4 separate regions of the Mus musculus genome follow, and all the other regions are linked to region 3. A link is a loop called in an ENCODE intact Hi-C map of the cell type or tissue named here. Cell type or tissue: gastrocnemius. All regions are shown on one strand.

Region 1 (5,000 bases), 190 kb before region 3:
CTACCCACACCTGGCAGGGTTCTTGCTGATGTACCCAGCAGCACCCAAACAAGGTAGTGTTTGTGTCTTCTTACTGTAAAGTCCTTTGTCCCTAGGAGCTGCAGACATTCTCAAGGTGCCTAAGATCCCTCCAACTAAGCCCCAAACATCTCTCAAGTCTGCTTGGTTCAAAGGCCTCAGAACTATCCTTGGACCTCAGCCAGGAAGGCACAATGCTCTTCATATGTGCTGGCAGCCCAGATGGCTTCTCTCAGCATTCACAGCCTTCCACACTATAATGTTGCCCTTTCCTGCTTCCCACAGGCTCCCACAGGGCACATTTCTTGCCTGTGGCCTAAAGTCAGCCTGACCCAGAGTCCCAGGGCTTCACAGGTCTACTACTACCTGCTGTCCCCAGGGCTAAGGCTAAATGTTCCACTCAACCCTTGATGTCCACCTTGTCCTGCATCTGAGGGCACATCAGTGGCCACAGCTGACAGCTCTGCTGGCATCCTGCTCCTTCCTGCCAGCTCTAGGGATGAAGAGACCAAGGTGAAGTGAGTGATGACTGATGCAAATGGCACCTGGCTGAGAGCACAGTTGGAAGGGCAGCTGCCCTGAGGCTCTGGGATAAGGCAGGACTGGGTTCATTCACTTGTGAGCCCACCAGAGCTCAGGAAGGTAGCAGAGTGAACAAGCCCCTCCCTCAATTCAATCTAAATACAAGCATGCAGCTTGGTATGCCTGTGCCTCCACTTGACCACTGTGTGTGCATATGTGAGGGGGTGTGCACGTGTATTGTATATATTCATGTTTACTTGCCTGTGTGCATGTAAAGGCCAGAAGTTGATTTTTGGTATCTTCTATCATTTATTTTATTTGTTCTTCAGACAGGGTCCCTTCATTGACTCTAAAGCTCACTGTTTAGCTAGACTGTCCAACAAGTGGGCTGGATCCACATGTCTCTCCCCTCTACCCACGGTGTTGAGATTACAGGCGCATGCCACCATTCCCAGCTTTTCCATGGGTATCAGGGATAAAACTCATGTCTTCATGTCCCTCAAGCAAGTGTTTTAGCCACTAGCCATCTCTCCAGTCCCCACTGCTTACTTTTTGATAGCAAATACAGTCAGTCCAATCGTAGTATTCCGAATCCTGAACTGCTCATTCAATATGTCGATGTTGAAGGTCCCCTCCCAGATGATGGGCGCCAGCCAAGGAGTCAAGACAAGAACATCTTTCCTACTACATGAGGAGAGAGCCACCAGCAATGTGTGACCAAACATGCCTGCAGGGACCCTTCTCAGATTCCCAACCCTCAGTTTCTCCGAGGGCTGATCACCCTCCCAGAATGGGGTTGTACCAACCAGCAGCAATTCTTACTGACTATCCCCAACCCCAGCCATAAAAGCAACTGGGTTACTACAACTGTACCCTCCACATCTCTAAAAATCCCTGATGATAGAAATGAAAATAAGGAGCAGAAGCCCAAATGTGAAAGAAGAGACAGAAGATGCTCTGGGCCCCAGACCTGAATCAGACATCCCTAAGACTCTACAACGGTTGGTGAAGCAAGGTCAGGTCTTTGGTTTCTCCTGAGTTTAGTTTTTTTCCTTAGACTAACTTGGGCTTTCAGGGTTGCTACTGAACTATTCCCCCAGGGAAGCAAATCACCCTTTAGTGCTTTAGGACTCCTGCACTATACACGCAGTGACTAAATCTACTCACGTGGGTTTTAGCACCCTTGGCTGCAGATAGGCATTCCTGAAAAAGAAAACACCAGAACTCAAGTTGACAGAAAGGTCACTGGATGCACATCACTGGCAGTCATGCACCAGGCAAACAGACCTTCATGAGCAGTGGCAAGCTAGCCACCCTGTCTGCCCATGATCCAAGGATGAACCAAAGCAGGAAGATCACAGTCTTGCTTGACACGAGATACATGCCCACACCCAGCCCTGGTTAAGACTGGGAAATCTAAGGACTACTTTAATTCACACACTGGATGAAACTGAACATGCCTGTCCCTAGTAGATCTGAGCATCCCACATGGGCCTGCAGCCTGCCTTGGTCCTGTCCTCGCTGGCGGCACAGTGTCCTGGCTCTCTGTCTTTCTCAGAATCCAGTCCCATCATCAGTGTAAAGTGATTCCCATAAAAGACCTGGGGCAATGTGTGGCAGTGAGATGTCCCCACAAAAGATGCCAATCCCCAAGGGACAAAAGCCACTTCTGCTAGCAAGATGCATGCCCTATGATGGTATGAGAACCAAAGAGCAGGGCTGGAATGATGATCGGCAGTAAGAACCCTGGCGACTCTTGCAGAGACACTGAGTTCAGTTCCCAATGATAACATGGAGACCTACAACAGTCTATGACCCCAGTTCCAGGGGACCTCAGGCCCTTTTCTGACCTCTTTGGGCACTGGCATGAATGTGGTACACAAACAAAAAAGCATGCAACACACTCCTACACTTAAAACCAGAGACCTCTAGAGAGATAGCCATAAAAGATGTAACTGTCTCCCAACAGAAATGAAAGTGAGTGCTTTGCAGCAGTGTAAAGCTGACACAAGAGTGAACTGGTGGGGATAGCAACAAAGAGTGCTTGGGAGGCCAGGTAGTCTACTGAGAAGCACAGCATAGACAAAAAGCAAAGTCAGAGCTCCAGTCCAACAGCATGCATGGCTTGTGAGGGAACACAGAGGGACCAGCTGCTGGAAAGTGTCAACAGGTTGGATTCAACCTCAGAAAGCCTCCTACCTTCTGTTCTAAAGGATCATTAGCGACTAGAAGGAAAGTAGGGTTAAGACAGACAAGCATGTAGCTGGTGCAAGGCCACAGAAGGCTCAGGAAAGCAGGCAAAGTCAGGGGATGCCTTCCCAAAAGACAGCCTAACAGGATATGGAAACGGTAGGGATGGAGAGGGTCTCCAACTTGGGTCTGGTCATAGAAGGCCAAAGACTAATATTGCACTCAGCAGACTGCTGGTGAGGTGGGTGGGGAGCAGAAGCCATTCTTAAGCCAGAGAAGAATACATATGCCCATTAAAGACAGCAGGGGGCAGCAGAAGCTGCTCTGGGCAGCATAAAGAAGGTCTAGAGCTATCCAATCAGGAGGTGGTATAGATAGGCAAAGGCCACTAGGCAGCTTGCAGCAAAATGTCCATTCAGCCAGTTATCTATCCCCCTACACACGATCACACATATGACACATACATACAAACATGACACACCTCTCTCCCTCTCCCTCTCCCTCTCCCTCTCCTCCCTCTCTCTCTCCCTCTCTTCTCTCTCCCTTTCTTCCTTCTCCCTCTCCCTCTCCCTCTCCCTCTCCCTCTCCCTCTCCCTCTCCCTCTTCCTCTCCCTTTCCATCTTTGTCTCTGTCTGTCTCTCAATGCCCACTCACCTAGTCACAGCTCCTGGGTGACCCAAGTTCTGGCTTCTGAAGCTTAGGAACAGGTAGCTGTAGGAAGGATGTACACAGGGGTAGCTGTTCAGGACACAGACCTGACATCAGCTATCTGTCCCTCCCTCCAAGTGCACCACTGAATCCAGCACAGTGAGCTCAGATCCCAGTGGAGCTGCAGGCTCAGGTAACAGAACTAAGGATGTTCACCCCACTGGAAAAGATGGCAAAGAGGAAGTGCCCTGGGAACAAGGTCTGCATGGAGACAACTGTAGACATTGCAGACAGCCCCTACTCCATGCCAGCTACCTACAACCCAAGACTGTATCAAAGAGTATTTCCTGGCTGTGTCTACAGAAGCTCTGGTAGGCATGGCAGTGTCTTGCTCTCTGGGGGCTCACAGACCATTTGCATTGAGAGAGGACTGAAATCCACCACCCCCAATCCTGCCCTCCTCTCCTTTCCCAGGCCCACCCTCACAGTTAGAGCCAAATGACTGGGTATCCAGCCCCAGCCCCCTTTTGTGGAATCAGAGACTTCACTATGTGAACAAGCAAAAGCTGTTCATGCCTCTGTGGGTGCTGAGGCAAGAGCACCCTCATTACTGCTGTGCTAGTAAGGATGCACACAGCTCAGGCTCCAGTCGTTCCTCATCAGCCTGGGTTCTTACCCAAAGAAGACTAAGACAAACACTGCGAAGGGAAGGATTCCAAGGTGAAGGAAGTTGCATTTCGGTCTTCCTGAAAAAACAGCAGCACAGGATCCAGTTACTCACTGGCTTCTTAGGCCTGCCTTCCCTCCAGGCCTGGCCTGAGATTCAGAGGTCATCCTGTGCCCTGCAGCCACTCTTTCACAGGCAGTCCCAAGCCTGGCTGGAGCTCCAGCCCCACTGAGCACACAGAGGGAAAAGAAGGTTGTTCCCTTCCAACTCATGACTCCAGCTGCTCCCCTAAATCTTCAGGGTCCCCCTTGGGCCTCACATCCTCATGCCTCCCATGGCAAACTGAAATAAGTCAAAATGAATACCTTGGGCTCACTGCTGGCTCACAGGGGGCTGGGACCCGCCTCCCGCTCTGGCCCCATATGCTTACATCCACAGAGACAGCAACTCATCTTTTCCAGTGAAATTTTCTCATGTGAAGGTTGAAACCCAGAGGTGATGTGTACTAGGTAAGTGTCCCACCACTGACCTATGCCCCCAATAGTTCAGGTGACTTTGATGTCTCTCCAAGTTATGCGTTCTCATAATCAAATCCAACTCTTCCTAAAAGACATCTGTGTAAATCGTCTCATATGCCAGCTCTGGAGAAAGCTCAGTGGGTGAAGTTTTTGCCACAGCCATACAAGCATGAGGACCTCAGTTCATCTCCCCAGAGCCTATGTAAAAACCAGACATCAGGTAATCCCATTGATGAGGTGGGAGAAGAAAATGGCAAAACTCATGAAAGCTCACAGGCCAGATAGCCTGACATAGACAGTGAGGAGGAGCAGAAGAGACCCTGCCTCAGACAAGGAAAAGGCATGGATGGATACCTATGAATGTCCTCCGACTGTCACAAGCACACCAACACTCACATGTTTTAAGGCTTATGTCTAAAAATGCTTACCTCTCCCTG
Region 2 (5,000 bases), 180 kb before region 3:
GTATGGCAAAATTAACAAAGAGGAAATAGACATAGACAAAAGAAAAATGGAGGTGGGTGGCTACAGTCAAGCTAAAGGCCTGGGAGGGACAAGACTCCAGATTAAGAAAACAGAAGTCTGCAGTGAACAGCTAAGCTCCCTTCTGATGCCACCACGAACAGAAAAGGAAGAAAATTATACCCAAATTGAAGGAAACACACATTAAAAATGAGAGCAAACTTTAGCGAGCCAGAAAGAAACAAAGACATAATCAAAAACCCCAATATTAATTCTTTGAAAACATTAATAAAAATCAGGAAATGGTAGCTGAGAAATGAACCAGGTAGTGGTGGCACACACCTTTATTCCCAGCACTCAGAAGGCAGAGACAGGTGGGTCTCTGAGTTCTAAGCCAGCCTGGTGTATAAAGTGAGTTCCAGGACAGTCAGGACTATACAAAGAAACCTCCCTGGAATAACAAAAACAAACAAAAAAGTTTATGAAAGATAAATGACTAAACTCTAAACGTAAGAGCAGCACCAATGTCAATAGAAAATGCTCAGAAGAAAACTCGAGTCTCTGTGACACTGATTGAAGCCACGATATCCCAGACGTGATCCCAGATGCATAATCAGAAAGGGGAGATAACTGCAATCAATAAGGGCTTTGAACATCTAGCCTCCAGGAACAAGATATGCTAGGGGGGAAGGGGACAATTTCTCATGATATATCTGCTTTCATACATACTTTGTGTCCATTAAGATTATAGGAAGAGCTAGGCATGTTGGCACAAGCCTTTAATTCCAGAACTCAGGTGGCAGAAGTATAAAGATCTCTGTGAGTTTGTAGTAGCACAGAGCTTAAGTTCCAGAACAGCCAGGACTACACAGTCTTGTCTCAAAGGATAGATGAAGAATTCTCAAAACTGAGGAAATACACAGGGGAAATCTTAATTCCTTTAAAAGGCAAAAAGAGGTTACCAGGCATTTTACCAAAGGAATACAAATGCTTAGCATTGCTTACTCTTAGGAAAGCACAAATCAAAACTAGTCACAGCTGGGTGTGGGTCTCTGTCAGTTACAGATTAACAAGGGTTAATTAAGGCTGCTCTTGTGTTGTTTTCTTTAATTATCACCAAGTATCAATCACTACTTCTACATGGGATGTAGTAAGTGTGTTCAGCCAGGCTCTGAACAGCACATCTCCTCACAGAATGATCACTCCCAAGATGTTCAGCCAGCTATCAAGCACTAAGGAAACCCAGAGCAGAGAGGAAGACGCAACAAGAAGCCACTTTCCTGGTTGGTCCATTCTCCAGGAGCCTGCACTTTCTTTTTTTTTTTTTTAAATTTATTATTTATTATATGTAAGTACACTGTAGCTGTCTTCAGACACTCCAGAAGAGGGAGTCAGATCTCATAACGGATGGTTGTGAGCCACCATGTGGTTGCTGGGATTTGAACTCCGGACCTTCGGAAGAGCAGTCAGGTGCTCTTACCTGCTGAGCCATCTCACCAGCCCCGAGCCTGCACTTTCTAAGAAGCCATTCCACACAGCACCAATGCCCAAACAGCTCACCAGCCAGCACTGTGTGTAAACCCCGGGCTACATTCACCAGCCAGCACTGTGTGTAAACCCAAGGCTTACATTCACCAGCCAGCACTGTGTGTAAACCCCGGGCTACATTCACCAGCCAGCACTGTGTGTAAACCCAAGGCTTACATTACCTGGAGGGAGTCCTCTCTACCTCCCAGCACACTGCACCAACTTCTCCCCTGCAGTGGCTCTTCTCATGGCACACTTACTTCCTAGGTTTCCACACACCGGGCCTCTCACTTACAAGGGAAACTCTTGTCTCCAAGCCTATGTCCTATTCCTGCTCATTGTGGCAGGCATACTTCCTGGTCCCTGGTTTGTTCATATCAACCAGTGTTCAGCAAATTTCACTGGGAATAAATAGAGACTAAACAATGGGAGCAGCCTAAGGACAGGCACTAATTTGTCAAGCTCTTCAAAAACCCTGAACATTTTAAGCTTCAAGGCAATTTGTCTTGATGCCTTAAAGATATCAAGTCACCTGTTCCAAGCTTGGACCATATCACGAGCTGGAGTCTCAAGTGTATGAACGTCCCCTGTTTACATAGGAAGGAAAGGTGACAAATGAAGGACTGGGTAGAGGAATAAAGAAAGGACAGAGAAGAGCCTAGGAAAGCATCCCCAGTGACAGGAGCAGTGGTTGCAGTTATATCACCCTAACTCCAGTCACCCTTCACACGGTGTCTCTCCAAACCTTTTTCCCATAGCAACAAGGAAGCATCTTACCCCTTCCTGCTCCAAGAACTTACAGAGACATCAGTGGGCCTAAACACAGCATGGCTGACTGAGCACTAACACTGTGACTGTTGGAATCACGTTTGTTCTACTCTGAGTGACTCCATATTATATAAATCAGGGGATTTTTGGTTGGTTGGTTGGGTTAGTTGTTGTTGTTGTTGTTGTTGTTGTTGTTGTTGTTATTTTGCCAATGCTTTGCCATAAGTGGCTCCATCATCTGTCCAGAACCACCCATCCAGCACAAAATGACAAATGCCTTATTCCTTGAAATAAAAAGGAAGTTACTCTATCACCCTATAAGGATATGGGTGTGAGTTGAGAGTTTAGGATTCTATGGGCTTAATAAAATCATATCTAGGAAACTGAACTATGGTAGTTTGGATAAGAATGACACACAAAGACTCATATATTTGAATGCTTACTCACCAGGGAGGGTAAGTATTTTAGAAAGATTAGGAAGTGTGGCTTTGTTAGAGTAGGTGTGGTCTTGTTGAAGGAAGCTTGTCACTGGGTATGGAATTTAAGGGTTCAAAATCCTATGCCAGCCCCAATCTCTTTCTCACCCTCTTCCTGATGTCTGGGGATGAGGATGTAGCACTCAGATACTGCTCAGGTGCCATGTGTGCCACCATGATGATAATGGACTATAAGGCTCTGAAACTGTAAGCAAGCCCCAATGAAATGCTTCCTTTTGTAAGAGTTGCTGTGGTCATGGTATCTCTTCTCAGCAATATAACAGTGACTAAGTTAGAAGTTGACACCAGAAAACAGGGTATTGCTGAGACAAGCCTGACCATGCTGCTTGTTGGCTCACTGTGAACTCTATGGCTTTGGACTAGAAAAGTGGTTGAACTCTTTTTTTGTTTTGTTTTGTCTTGTTCTTTCGAGACAGGGTTTCTCTGTATAGCCCTGGCTGTCCTGGAACTCACTTTGTAGACCAGGCTGACCTCGAACTTAGAAATCCGCCTGCCTCTGCCTCCTGAGTGCTGGGATTAAAGGCATGCGCCACCACGCCCGGCTGTGGTTGAACTCTTAAAGGGGATTTAACGTGCATCTGAATAGGTGCAGGGAAGACAGCAGCTGAGAGTGATATAAACTATGAGAGCCCAGCTCACGTTTCAGAGGGGAAGAATATTGGTGTGCAGCCTGAGGACCCTTCTTGAGATATTCTGGCAAAGAATGTGACTGCTTTGTGCCGTTGTCCGAAATACATACCTGAGGCTAAATTGAAGTGTTTTGGATTAATGGTGAGGAAGAGGAGATTTCAAGACTGCCTAGTATTGACCCGGTGGTATGACTATTAGTAATCACTTATGCAGATCTATAATGAAAAGGAGCAATCTGGACAAAGAGAAATACAAACTGTCCCGTGTGAGAAGAAGAGAAGCACCGGAAGGTGTGATGGAGCTAAGTCCAGTGACGAAAAGTTTAAAGAAAAGCCTGATGCGCCGCGGGTAGGGGAAGATCCTCACCCGACCTGCAGGGATCCCCTCTGTCCTTCTCCCTTCCTCTGTTCTCATTCTGGGTGTAACTCCCAGTCCCCTGCTGAAACCAGAAGCTTTTCCAGGAGGATGCGTGCGACTGTGCTCCCATCCGGATGGGACTAGAAAAAGGAGAGAAGAGTGGAGAGGACCAGATTTGCCTGAGGCCTCAGAAAATAAGCAAAGCTGATCCTGCAGCTTACCGCAGCCCTGATGGAGTCACTTACCCAACCGCAGATCTATCATCGCTCTGGCGCACCTGCTCTGGCTCCTGCCGCATTCCTCTGCTGCAACATCCGAGTCCAACGCCCGAAGGATGTAGGCAGGGAGGAACGCGTCCAGGAACACAAACCCTCCGGCACCCAGAGCTTCCTACTGACCACCGTTCCGCAAATAGGACCCATGGTAGCTGCTCCAGAGGTCCAGGTGGTGCCAAGAAACCCCTCCCCTCCCGGCCTGTGGAATCCAGACCATTGTCGTGGGACACACACCCATGCTTCTACCCCACTGGTCCCACTCCTGACTGACCTGAGCAGTTCCTGCCTAGAGAACCTCAGCTCCCTGCAAGGCCATTAACACTAGCGGCTGGTTACACACCGCAACTTCAGTTCACAGGACTCAGCAGCACCCCTCTGCATCTCCAACCCCATGGTCCTGTCCCATGATCTAGGCTTTGTCCTCTGTGTAATAGAGCCTCTAGACACGCAGGGACACTATACCCTACAGGGAGGAGGAGCTAGCTCAAAGACCATGGTACCAGCAGGTGCCCTATTCTGGCTAGTACTTCCAAGGCTATTAGAGACCTGTTTCTTCTGCTTCTTGGCAGTGTTCTCCTCTATCACTTTCAGCAGGTGAGAACACAGAATCACCCAGAGGTGACAGGGTCAAACAGAATGGAGTTTGGTGGCCCCACAACTTGATTAATTTTTATTCCATATTTCTTACTCTCCTGTCTTCTAATGGCTGTCAGACTGCATACTCCCACTCCTGTTGGACGTGGGACCTAGGGCCTCAATCTTGATCTGCCTACTGTGTGCCAGAAACCTGGAGCCTTAAGGCCATAGCATATCTCATCATCAACCTTCACTTCTCTCCTAGGCAGCCATTCCTTCTCAGGCTTCTACTGCCTGGTTGAGAGCTAGCTGGCCTGCTCACGGTGGAAGTAGATACCAGCCAAGCAAGTCGCAAGGTTCCATTCTGCCTTCT
Region 3 (5,000 bases):
GTCACTTTCTTCAGACACACCAAAAGAGGGCACCGGATCCCATTACAGATGGTTGTGAGCTACCATGTGGTTGCGGGATTTGAACTCAGGACCTCTGGAAGAGCAGTCAGTGGTCTTACCTAAGTCACCTCTCCAGTCCAACACTTCTTCTTTTAAAGTGAACAATTTGATGTGCATCCATCGCAAAGGTTATTGGCCTCTGTAAGGAACTTTAAGGTTGTTCTCTTGCTGGGGGCTTGCTGCATTCTCTTGCTTGTGTCGGACTCAGTCAGTTGTCTGGGAACTTAGCCTTTGATTAGGTGTGAAGGCTTTCCCTCTGCTTACCCTGTGCCCTGTACAGTACTGGGCACCACAGCATCTGGAAGCCCCTTGCTGAATTGATCTCAATCTCCTTCTCTTCCTAACCCTGCCACTGCGCAGTGTGAGACTCTGCGCAACCGGCCATGGGTGAAGGCTGGCCCCGGGGGTGGGGGGTGGGGGGGCAGCTCTTCTCTGAGACACTAGCTGCTCTACTCTGTGGACACACCCACAAGGGTGGAGGCACAGCACTTGGAGGAGTCCCTGTTTCCTATAGCCCAGCTCTATCTAGCTCCTCCCAGGCATGCCCCTCCCCAGAGGTGGGCAGTACTGAACAAAGGCCTCAGCTGGATCTATTCAGAGGAGGTGGTAGAGGGGCAAGCTCTCCCAGGATATGAGACCCCTATGGCTGGAAGGTAACTGCTCTTGGGGGTTGCAGTCCTAAAAGGGTGATGCCACACAGAGCCCACATAGGTGGAGAGAAGGGCTTGGGGATCCGGCTTAGGACAGATTTCAGAGTAGAAACAACCTTTCCTCCTGCCTCCTGCACTGACCACCCCAGGACACTAAATCTCAACAGGCCTTCCATGAGGGGTTCTACCCTGCCCCAAAGAAGGGACTCTTAAGACTGCTTGCCTGGAAGCCACCTGCTATAATCCAAGTGTGTCTGGAGGCCACAGTTGACTTTGCAGACTCTTGGAGCCTCTTGTCTCTCATCTCTAAGGTAGCTAGCTGGAACGTGGAATCCATGTCACCTGTAAGTGGAAGGCAGCTGGGAGGATGGGGTGGATCTCCTTCCTGGCCTTCACCAAGGGCCTTCCAGACCAGCCCAACAACCTCTAAGTGCCTGGGGAACTGGCAGAGTGGCATTCCAGGACTGTGACACTGGGGCTAAGGTCTCCAGCATCTCAGGGGGAGGTAGGGGGTAAGGAGATGTGAGGTGAAGCCAATGGTGGTGGGAAGGAGACCCACCTGACCCTTGCTCTCCCAGGTGCCACCAACAGCCCCTTTCACAATGGAGAAAACAGTGTGTCCAGGGCCGTGGTGGAGTACTGGTGACCACTCTGGTCTATTCCTCTAGCCAGGGAGTTGTACAGAGAACAAGATGCAAATGAGACCTCAGCCTTCACCCTTCTTCCTTCCCACAGATGAGCCGCCCTGGACCCCCAGAGGAGAAGGTCTCTGAAACCCAGTTGTCCGGGGTTCCCGACGCCCCTGAAGATGCTCCTGGTGATGACATAGATGGTGCAGAGGATTCAGACTTGGTGCCCTCTGTCACCCTGGCTGCAGCCCTCATCCTAGTGTTCCTCCTGATGTCATTCTGGCTAGCATAGCCACCCTGTCAAACCTCCTGCCACCCTGCTAAGCTTCCTACTAAGTGGGTTCCTGAGCAGAGGACAGCAGGACAGCTGGGCTCCTAGCTCTGCTCTGGGTCGATGGCATTCAGTGCTGTGTGAGACCTGTCGAAGGAGGACCCCGTGGGAGGCTACAGCCTGGACCCCTATGTTTAGGCAGCTCATGTTCATTCCTCTGGTCTGCTTCCATTGATAAGAACAGCTGTGTTCCCCATCTTTGGGAAGCCATGCTGGGGGCTTCAGATAAAGCTGAATGACTCCAGGCATTTGTATCAATGAGTGGGAGTAACTGTGTGGTCAGTCTTTCTATTCTGGGCCTCAGTTTCCCCAGTTTTCAAGGTGGGCTGGTAGTGCCTGTTTCTTGGAATTTTGAGGAAGATGTCCAGTGAGTGGCCTTCTGTGGTCACGCTGATCTATACTCCCCCAACACACCAGCCTCTGAGCACTCACCCAAAAGATTCATGGGAAAGGGGCAAAGGAGCTGCCTCCAAAGGATGCACTGGTCTCATCTGCCACCTGGTGGTCAAAGATAGAATTGCACTTGCATAGAGGTTTGGAGCGTTCCAAGGGTGGGCTTTTTTTTTTTTTTTTCCTTTCTTTTTTGAGATGTGAAGTTTGAGATTTTTTTTCATGAGCAAGGATCCCGCTGCCAAGTGAAAGCTGTTTTGACATTTGCTGCTGCTATCTGTTCCCCATCTCTGTCTTTGATCTAAAAGCCATTAGAGAGGCGGCAACTCTCCTGTTTTAAGGCAGGATTATGGGTGGTTCCCTTCTCAGGACACCATGCCTTCCTGCCTTCAGCAGCCTGAGTTCCACAAGAGACTTTCCTCTCAGGCATGACTGCTTTTCAGGTAGGGATCTGCTGGTTGGGTCTGGAAGGACAAGGCCATGGTACAAACATATCTAGAGAACCCTGCAGTTATCCACATCCCACTGCTCTGCCAAGCCTAGGGGAAGAGGGTACTGAAGCATTCAGAGAACGGCCCAGGTGGCCCAGGATTGCTATGGCCTGGCTGGTGGCCAGAGACTGTCAGGAGGCTCTGGGGTGTCTCCAGGAGAGCTGCCTCAGACAGTGGGGTGTTTATGTTCTCCAGATGCCAACCTTCCTTCCAGGAACTTGGGGTCTTGGAGGGGAGGAGTGAAGATGGGTCTGAGCTCTGGTTTCTGAACTATTCTGTGCCCATGCCAGGGTCCCAGTAGAGGGCGCTGCTCCCTCCTGGGAATGTGAAGCACATGACTGTGTGCCCCACTGGGGACAAAGCCCTCTGCTCCAGGTTGACAGCAGTCTTAGTCCAACACTTGGGTCCTGTAGTCTCAGGCAATATGAGAAGTGAGCAGGAGCTTTAGGTGGCCTCAGAGTCTTGGAGGAGTATAGGTGTAGTCCTTGAAGCAATGGTGACAGGCACTTTGGCTGGTAGAGAGTTGGATGATGCTTTCCCACCAGCTGGATAGGAGGCGGCATGCGGGGGGCCAGGGTGTCCAAGCAAAGAGGAAAGTGGGACTCTCAGTGGGCCGCTGTGGGGTAGACCTCCACAGTGAGGCTCTGAGCATGAGAAGTAGCAGGGCCTTAAGTATGGCTCCCGCAGCCTCTGACCTTCTTCTCTTACCCCTATTTATCCCTGCTGGAGGAGAGAAGCTGAAGCCAGACACCTGGTCCCTCTTGTTCTCTGGGTTTCTACTCTTGTGCCTTTGGGTGCAGCTGGTTAGTGAACAAGTCTGACCTCTTTGGAATTTAGCACAAGTTGTCACTTTCTATCTGGTGTGACCCCAAGCCCCTCTTCCCTCCTGACACCTGCCCACCTGTGAAGCTGACCAGACGCGAAGCTAGAACATCAGTGCCCTTTCCCTCGACGACTGCGCTCACCGCTGTCCTTTCTGTCAGGCATGGATGGCAGCAGCATCCTGGAAATCGTGACGACTGCAGGCTTCGGGGAGCTCAGGAGAGCTGGGCCGTGGACAGAAGCTCTTCCAGGCTTGCCTGCCTGAAATCCAGGTTCTACCACAGTTCCAGTGCCAACAAGCTACCCATGCAGGCCAGGGCAAGTGCATGCATTGTTAAATAGGACTCATGAAAATGCCCTGTGGTTTCCAGGTCTCCAGTGGCCAGCTCGCTCTGTCTGGCCCCATTCCTGGATTCTCAGTGCCCAGCCCATCAGCACAAAGTACCTGGGGAGAATGCAGGCCAGGAAGAAATTGCATCTGCAAGGAAAATATTGTTTTATAGAATTCAGTGGCCCATTCTGTAAACATTGTGGTTCTGCCTCAGGTTTTTTTCCTGCCTGTCTTCAGGGAGCACCTCCAGGGAGCACCTCCAGGGAGCACCAGGGAGCACTGGGCAGCCAGATGCCTGAGCTTAGGAAAATATGTGCTTTGGGTGAGTTGGCTGTTGCACAGGATGGACTTGGGGACTTTACCAGGCATGTGAGAGAATCCAGGAGTGGTGCTGGTTGGAGTTTTCCTCCAGAGGCTTATAGAGAGACAGTGTATGGATACACACGTGGATATGAATGTTTGTCTATGTACATCTGTATTTATGTATGCATGAGGATAATTATACATGTGTATGCATTTATCCGTGTGGTGTTTGTACTACGGTAGCAGCAGGGGTGAAGGGGTGGGAAGGAGTGTTCTCAAGAGCTGGAGTAAAACTGCCTATGAGCCAGGTCAGACATGGGAACACTTACAGGGAGAGTGCAAGGGGCTCACAGGCGCAAGACCAGTGCCTCCTTGGGGCAGACATGGCTTTCTGTTGTTATGGAAGAGAGTAGCTGGAAGCAGGTGGACACTCAACACTGCTGTGACCTTTTCCACTTATTAAGTGGACACAGGTTCTGGGCAGGGTTGCCACTAGGCTATAGATAGAAAAATCCTGGGCTTTCTATCAGATAAACTGGGGCTGTTGACTTTCTTCTCACTTGGGATAAAGGGTTTTAAGCACTGTGAGGTGCGTGTGGTATGCTCCAGAGCCCAGTAACCCTCGCTGCATCACCTATGTATCCTGAGGGAAGGGGGAGACATAGTGTTGCTGTCTTCAGAGGCAGGCAGAGGTGGCTCTCAGGACAGTTGGATGGTGCTACTGCCTGGCTGCCTTTCTTAGATAGGCCAGCAATCATCTGAGAGGGGAAAGACAGGGATGAGGAGGGGAAAGGCAGCCCAGGGTAGGAAGCTGAGACCATCCTTGTGGCAGTGATGAGCAGTGCCAGGTCATCCACCCATATGCTACCAAGTGCCTGGGACAGCCCTGGGACCCCTGGCTACTCCTCATCTTCTTTCTAGCCTCCTGTAAGGTTCTTCAAGGTCAACTCACAGTGCTGGAGGATCACCAGCTATGGGGAAAAAGGGGCGGGG
Region 4 (5,000 bases), 110 kb before region 3:
ATGTAAGGGGTATACCCAAACTCTCAGCATGTTACAAGCTACTTCAAAACCCAAGCCACTGCTAAAACTACCATCTCAGCTGCAAAGCACCTGGGCATCCCACGGAGGGGTGTCCAGGCTTGGCTTGGTTGGCAATGCAGACAGGCTCAATCTGGGGCAGGGAACAGGAAGTCATAACACTGAAGCCCAAATCCTCAGACACAGCCCTGGTGTGTATCTGCATGTGCTTACTCAGCCCTACTGAAGAGATGGCACAAGCCACACTGACATCATCACAGAGACTAGCCAGCAGCTCTGAAGTCAGAGCACAGGCACTCAGGCCACACGTCTTCACCCTGTCCGTCCTTGTCTAACCCCAGCCAGCAATGGGCTCAAGGCATGGTGATCCAGTTACTTTTAGGGGTGGGAGAGGTTGCTACCCTCCAACAAGTAAAGACCATGCAATTACTGGCTGCTAAGAGTCCTTCCTAACTTGCAGAGTCAAAAAAATCTGTAATAAAAAAAGAAAACAAGAAAAAGGGGCATGATGACACAATGCTTGTGATGTCAGCTTCTTGGGAGGCTGAGGCAGGAAGTTCACTTGAACCTAATATTTCAAGACAATGTTTAGCAGCATAGAGACCCAATCTCACAATAAACACGAAAGGAAAAAAGAGTCCAAATATGCTTATGTTTTAGGGCCCTGGTAGAAAATACACATACAACAACATTCTGTTAGCTGGGGGAACAAGTGACACCACTCACCATCCCAGTTTCTACTTCATGGTCCTAATGTCCTAGAAATAGCCAGCAGTGACGTAATCACCAATAATCTATGAGAGTAAAGAACACCACCATGGATCTCAGAGCACTCCCAAGAAATGGCCCTCATATTGTCAAGTACCCAAACTAAGCAGTGCAGACCACAGGAGGGTGTGGACTGTCAAGCAGCCACAGACACTGGAGACGTTCTGACTTGCTTCCAAATGAGAACTGTTCCCAACACAATTACACTGGGGCTTCACCCACTGGATGAACAGACCTGCCCAGCCTTGCTGCAGTCTGCTCCTCCCTCAAGAACCTCACCATAGATGCTCAATTGCTACAAACACAACGTAGCACAATCCACTAGATGTAGTTAAAACATCCCGACAAGTCTGCTACTCTTAATTGGAGTGTCTGGGTCAAGAGGATTAAAGAGTAGAAAACAGTAATGGAGGGAGAGACAAGTCACACCTACCTCCCTCCCTTCCACACTAGCAAGGCTGCAAGACTGATGCAGTGCAGTATATGCTGCACTAAGCACATCTGCTGGGCTCTGCCTTCCAAAGACAAGAATCTATCAAGTGGGCACAGGGCACCAGTCAACAGCCTTTGATCGGCATCTCAACACAGGAAAAAAGGCAAGTTTAACAACAACGACAAATCCTTCACAAGCATCTTGGTCACAGCTCCTGGCTCACATCACGCCACTGCAAAGGGTTCCTACAGCCACATCCACTCTGTACTTGCAGGCCACTGCCCATGACCTGGCTCACGCTGGCCGTGAATACCAGAAATTCCATAACCTTGGTTCTCATTGCAGAGCCTGGAAAAACCAGTGGTGGATGCTACTGAGGAAAGCTTGTGGGAAAGTCAGTCAAGTCAAGCCATTGAAAAACAGGCTTCACAGCCGGGCGTGGTGGCACACACCTTTAATCCCAGCACTCAGGAGGCAGAGGCAGGCGGATTTCTAGTTCGAGGCCAGCCTGGTCTACAAAGTGAGTTCCAGGACAGCCAGGGCTATACAGAGAAACCCTGTCTCGAAAAGAAAAAAACAAAAACAAAAAACAAAAAAACAAAACAGGCTTCTCATGATAGGCAGTGAAGCATCCCGGTAGCATTAAGAAATGAGAAGAGGGGCTAAAGAAATGGCTCAGCAGTGAAGAGCTCAGAGGACCCAAGTTTGGTTCCCAGGACCCATATTTTAGCTCACAATCATCTGGAACTCCAATTCCTGGGATCTGATGCCCTCTTCTGGCATCTCTGGGCATCAGGTATGCAAGTGATACACATACAAACATGTGGGCAGAATGAGGAAGGCTCAAGTTTATCTCAAAGGGTTATCATCTCCAAGGTCTGAGGGGATTTAAGATATAATCCTATCTGTCCTGAGATAGCACCCATGAAACAAGTAAGGGTCACACAAGGAATGCTGCTACCAACATGCAGAGTAGAAAATACCAACCACCTCTTTGTGTTCAGGACAAAAATGGATCCATGGTAGCTTAGTCTAAGAAAATGGCAGGTTAGATTTTCTGACTGGTGGACCCTGTTCAAAGAACCACAGCTCAGGAATTGAGAGCAGCAACAGGCAGGCAGGGTCTGCTCAACACTGTGGTGGCTAATCTGACTCTAGAACCCTCAGCAAGTATGTATCAAACACCTTGGATAGGTCTCCAATGCATCATGGGTGTAAGACCTGCAAGACTACCCTTCCTTTTCTAAAACTCAAGTACTGAATAGAAGCCACAGTCTGTGAGGACTAGCCCTCATCGTACAGATACTAACCAGTCTCCAGTGTCTCTACCTCACTTTTCCAGAAGGGGGCACTGTCCAACCTCCAGTCAAGACTAGCAAGCAGAGAAGTGAGTCAGCTTCCCAATCCTTAAGGTAGAGGTACAAGATGACAAAGCACTGAAGAAGGGAAGGCTCAGGGCCCCAGGACAACAGGCCCTACCCAGGCCACATCAAGCCCACTCTGGCACTACTTCCACAAAGGCCTCATCACTCCTGGGTCTACTTCTGCCACTCTTCTTTTCTCTTGGTTTTTCCAAACAGTATTGTTCTGTGTGGCCTGGCTGTCCTGGAACGTACTCTAGACCAGGCTGGCCTTGAACTCAGAAATACACCTGCCTCGCAAGTGCTAAGAGTAAAGCCTTGCACCACCACTGCCAGTAGTTCTGCCAGGACAGCACACCAAAGTAAGGCCCCCTGCAGCCTTCCTGTCACCCTGGTAACAGCCATCAGGCAGAATCCATTAAGCCCTAATGTTCCTGGTTCCTGATGTGAATTCACTTGGAAGCTACTCTGCAATCTGTTTAGCTTGAATTAAGTAGCAGCCACAGGACATAGGCATGACTTTGAGTTCCTGGCTCTTTCCCACTTGGTTTCTGATGGCTTCGAAGGTCTACTTCCTGTATATCAGCACTTTCTTCAGAGCCTGGGTTCCTGGGAGCAAAAGGACCTCATCCTTGACTGCCCAAGGGCACGGAGCTTGATGCCAGGTCAGAGATGTAGCTCACTGGAACCTGCCAGCAGGATCCCAGCAGGATATATCCAACAGCACCAACATGGGGGGAATGCTGGATCTGAGTAACAAGCCCAGGACTGTGCAGATCATGACAAACTTCTCTGTAGCCCTGGGAAGATGGAGCCTTGATGGCCAGCCTCACAGGAAGGTAGGTGTCCAGTTAACAGCTCAGTGTTCTCATCAGCATCAGAAACACTTTTCCAGGTCTCATATGAGAAGCCCGACTTTCCAGGCAAATCTGATTTGCAAACTCAGTTCTACTTCTGTTTTCTAAAGACATGGATCTGTGATACTATCTGACAACACCTTAGAGTAACACTCCACTTTCCAACACATTAGATCCTTTCACTTAGAACGTTGGACTATCAGCACCTTCCTCATTGACAAATTTGTTTTCAAGGGTGCAGATGAATATCCAACACAAAAGCTCCCAGGACTGGTCACACTGAGGCCACTGGAAGGCTCCCTGATGCCTGACACTGGATCAGAAGAGCAGGAGTCACATCTCAGAAGCTCCTGTGGTATCCTCTGCTAACTTCCAGGTGGACTCTGAGGCTAATCCCTTAAGAAGGAACCTTCATTGGGAATTTTGGTTTTAAGCAGCAGGCCATCTACAGTACGGGCATCTTTCCACTGATGTGTAGCTGAAATCTAACTCCAGACCTGAGATGCCCTGGACACCAAGCAGTAGGAGACCCAGGGTTTCCTCCTGGGTGGTGGACACTGGCAAGTCCAGGAGCCCAAGCCAGTTACTTAGTGGGAGTGGCTACTGTATTCCCCACAAAAGCCTGTCCAGTCCCAAGATTTGGCTTCTTTCATTTAAATCAAAACAAAGTACATGGAGGACTTCATAAAAGATGAACTCTTTCTCCAGTTGAAATCTATCATTAGATAGTTGGCAGCTTCTTGGAGATAATTCATCTGATCTGGGTTGTGAAATCCACTTGCAAAATGGTGGGTTTTCCAGCTGAAGATCCTGAGGTGAGCCGCTCACAAACTTGGCTATGAAGCCATCTTCTTAGAGAGCTGCTACTCAGGAAGATAAAACTGGGTCACTGAGAATTATGTCAACGAAACCCATCACAAGAGGAAGACCTTGGTCCATACAATTTTAAAATTATGTATTTAATGCAAAATCGTGGCATTAGAAACTTTTCCAAAAGGGGTAGAAATGCCTTTAAAAAGATCAGCTCACAGGAAAATGGTTCAACAGAACTGAAGGTGAACATGGGGAGGTGACACCCCTCAAAAGGAGGGGTAGAGAAGCTCATTTGAAGATGGTCACACACACCCAACCTTCGAGTACTCTAGGCCAAAAAATGCCTCCTCGTATCACCGACAGCCACGAACACACTAAGTGAACCAAAACTGGCTGGCGGGTGGGCCCCGGCACCATTCAGCCTCCAGGGCTAGTTCAGGTTATATTATGACTTCGCAGATCTAACGGGACAATTTCAGAAGTCAAAGCCTCACACTCACACAACTCCCACCCCATCCGTCGAACTTAATTGTAAAAAGTGGTGCCACCTGCGCCTCTCTCCGGCTCTAACCCTGCCCAGCTAGTCGCTCGGGCCCAGACTCATCCCAGGCCTTCCCTGCGGTTCACAAGCCACCTGTACACTTGGGAAGGCGAGCCAAGGGGCAGGCTCCTCTCCTTCGGCAGCGTGGACCCAGATCGGGCAACCGGAGCAGAGTCCACGCAAAGAAGGAAGGGCCAGGACGGTCCTGG

The links. Hi-C counts contacts between places; a loop is a spot of excess contacts. Peaks named below come from ENCODE experiments on the same cell type or tissue, not always from the same donor. Only the 100,000 strongest peaks of a DNase experiment are listed, where the experiment ranks them.
Region 1: a loop joins it to region 3, with 5 times the contacts of the local background. A loop is called at or near these places in 13 of 42 quality-filtered maps.
Region 2: a loop joins it to region 3, with 2.5 times the contacts of the local background. A loop is called at or near these places in 13 of 42 quality-filtered maps.
Region 4: a loop joins it to region 3, with 2.6 times the contacts of the local background. A loop is called at or near these places in 24 of 42 quality-filtered maps.

What each region holds. Positions count from the first base shown.
Region 1 is chr2:26,844,867-26,849,866 of GRCm38, forward strand. It overlaps Abo (ABO blood group (transferase A, alpha 1-3-N-acetylgalactosaminyltransferase, transferase B, alpha 1-3-galactosyltransferase)), which reads right to left. Exons shown (of 6, transcript NM_030718.5): 2 at 4,055-4,124; 3 at 3,385-3,441; 4 at 1,708-1,743; 5 at 1,090-1,224. Among named protein-coding and RNA genes, the nearest start is that of Abo, 18 kb to the right of the region's middle. In gastrocnemius, a CTCF peak has its summit at 3,033 (motif pointing right); a DNase peak (open chromatin) is centred at 3,001.
Region 2 is chr2:26,852,637-26,857,636 of GRCm38, forward strand. All of the region lies in intron 1 of Abo (ABO blood group (transferase A, alpha 1-3-N-acetylgalactosaminyltransferase, transferase B, alpha 1-3-galactosyltransferase)), which reads right to left. Among named protein-coding and RNA genes, the nearest start is that of Abo, 9.9 kb to the right of the region's middle. In gastrocnemius, no CTCF peak of the experiment used is centred here; no DNase peak of the experiment used is centred here.
Region 3 is chr2:27,036,635-27,041,634 of GRCm38, forward strand. Gm13398 (a long non-coding RNA gene) reads left to right here and starts at 45. Exons shown (of 3, transcript XR_374184.2): 1 at 45-713; 2 at 860-1,054; 3 at 1,446-4,224. In gastrocnemius, CTCF peaks have their summits at 2,170 (motif pointing left) and 2,858 (motif pointing right); DNase peaks (open chromatin) are centred at 2,166, 2,709 and 2,810; H3K27ac peaks cover 1,039 bases.
Region 4 is chr2:26,928,028-26,933,027 of GRCm38, forward strand. The region is part of intron 1 of Surf4 (surfeit gene 4); the gene reads right to left. Gm36591 (a long non-coding RNA gene) reads right to left here. Exons shown (of 2, transcript XR_374179.1): 1 at 2,530-5,000; 2 at 221-812. Among named protein-coding and RNA genes, the nearest start is that of Gm36591, 2.7 kb to the right of the region's middle. In gastrocnemius, a CTCF peak has its summit at 2,545 (motif pointing right); a DNase peak (open chromatin) is centred at 2,560; H3K4me3 peaks cover 2,219 bases; H3K27ac peaks cover 2,601 bases.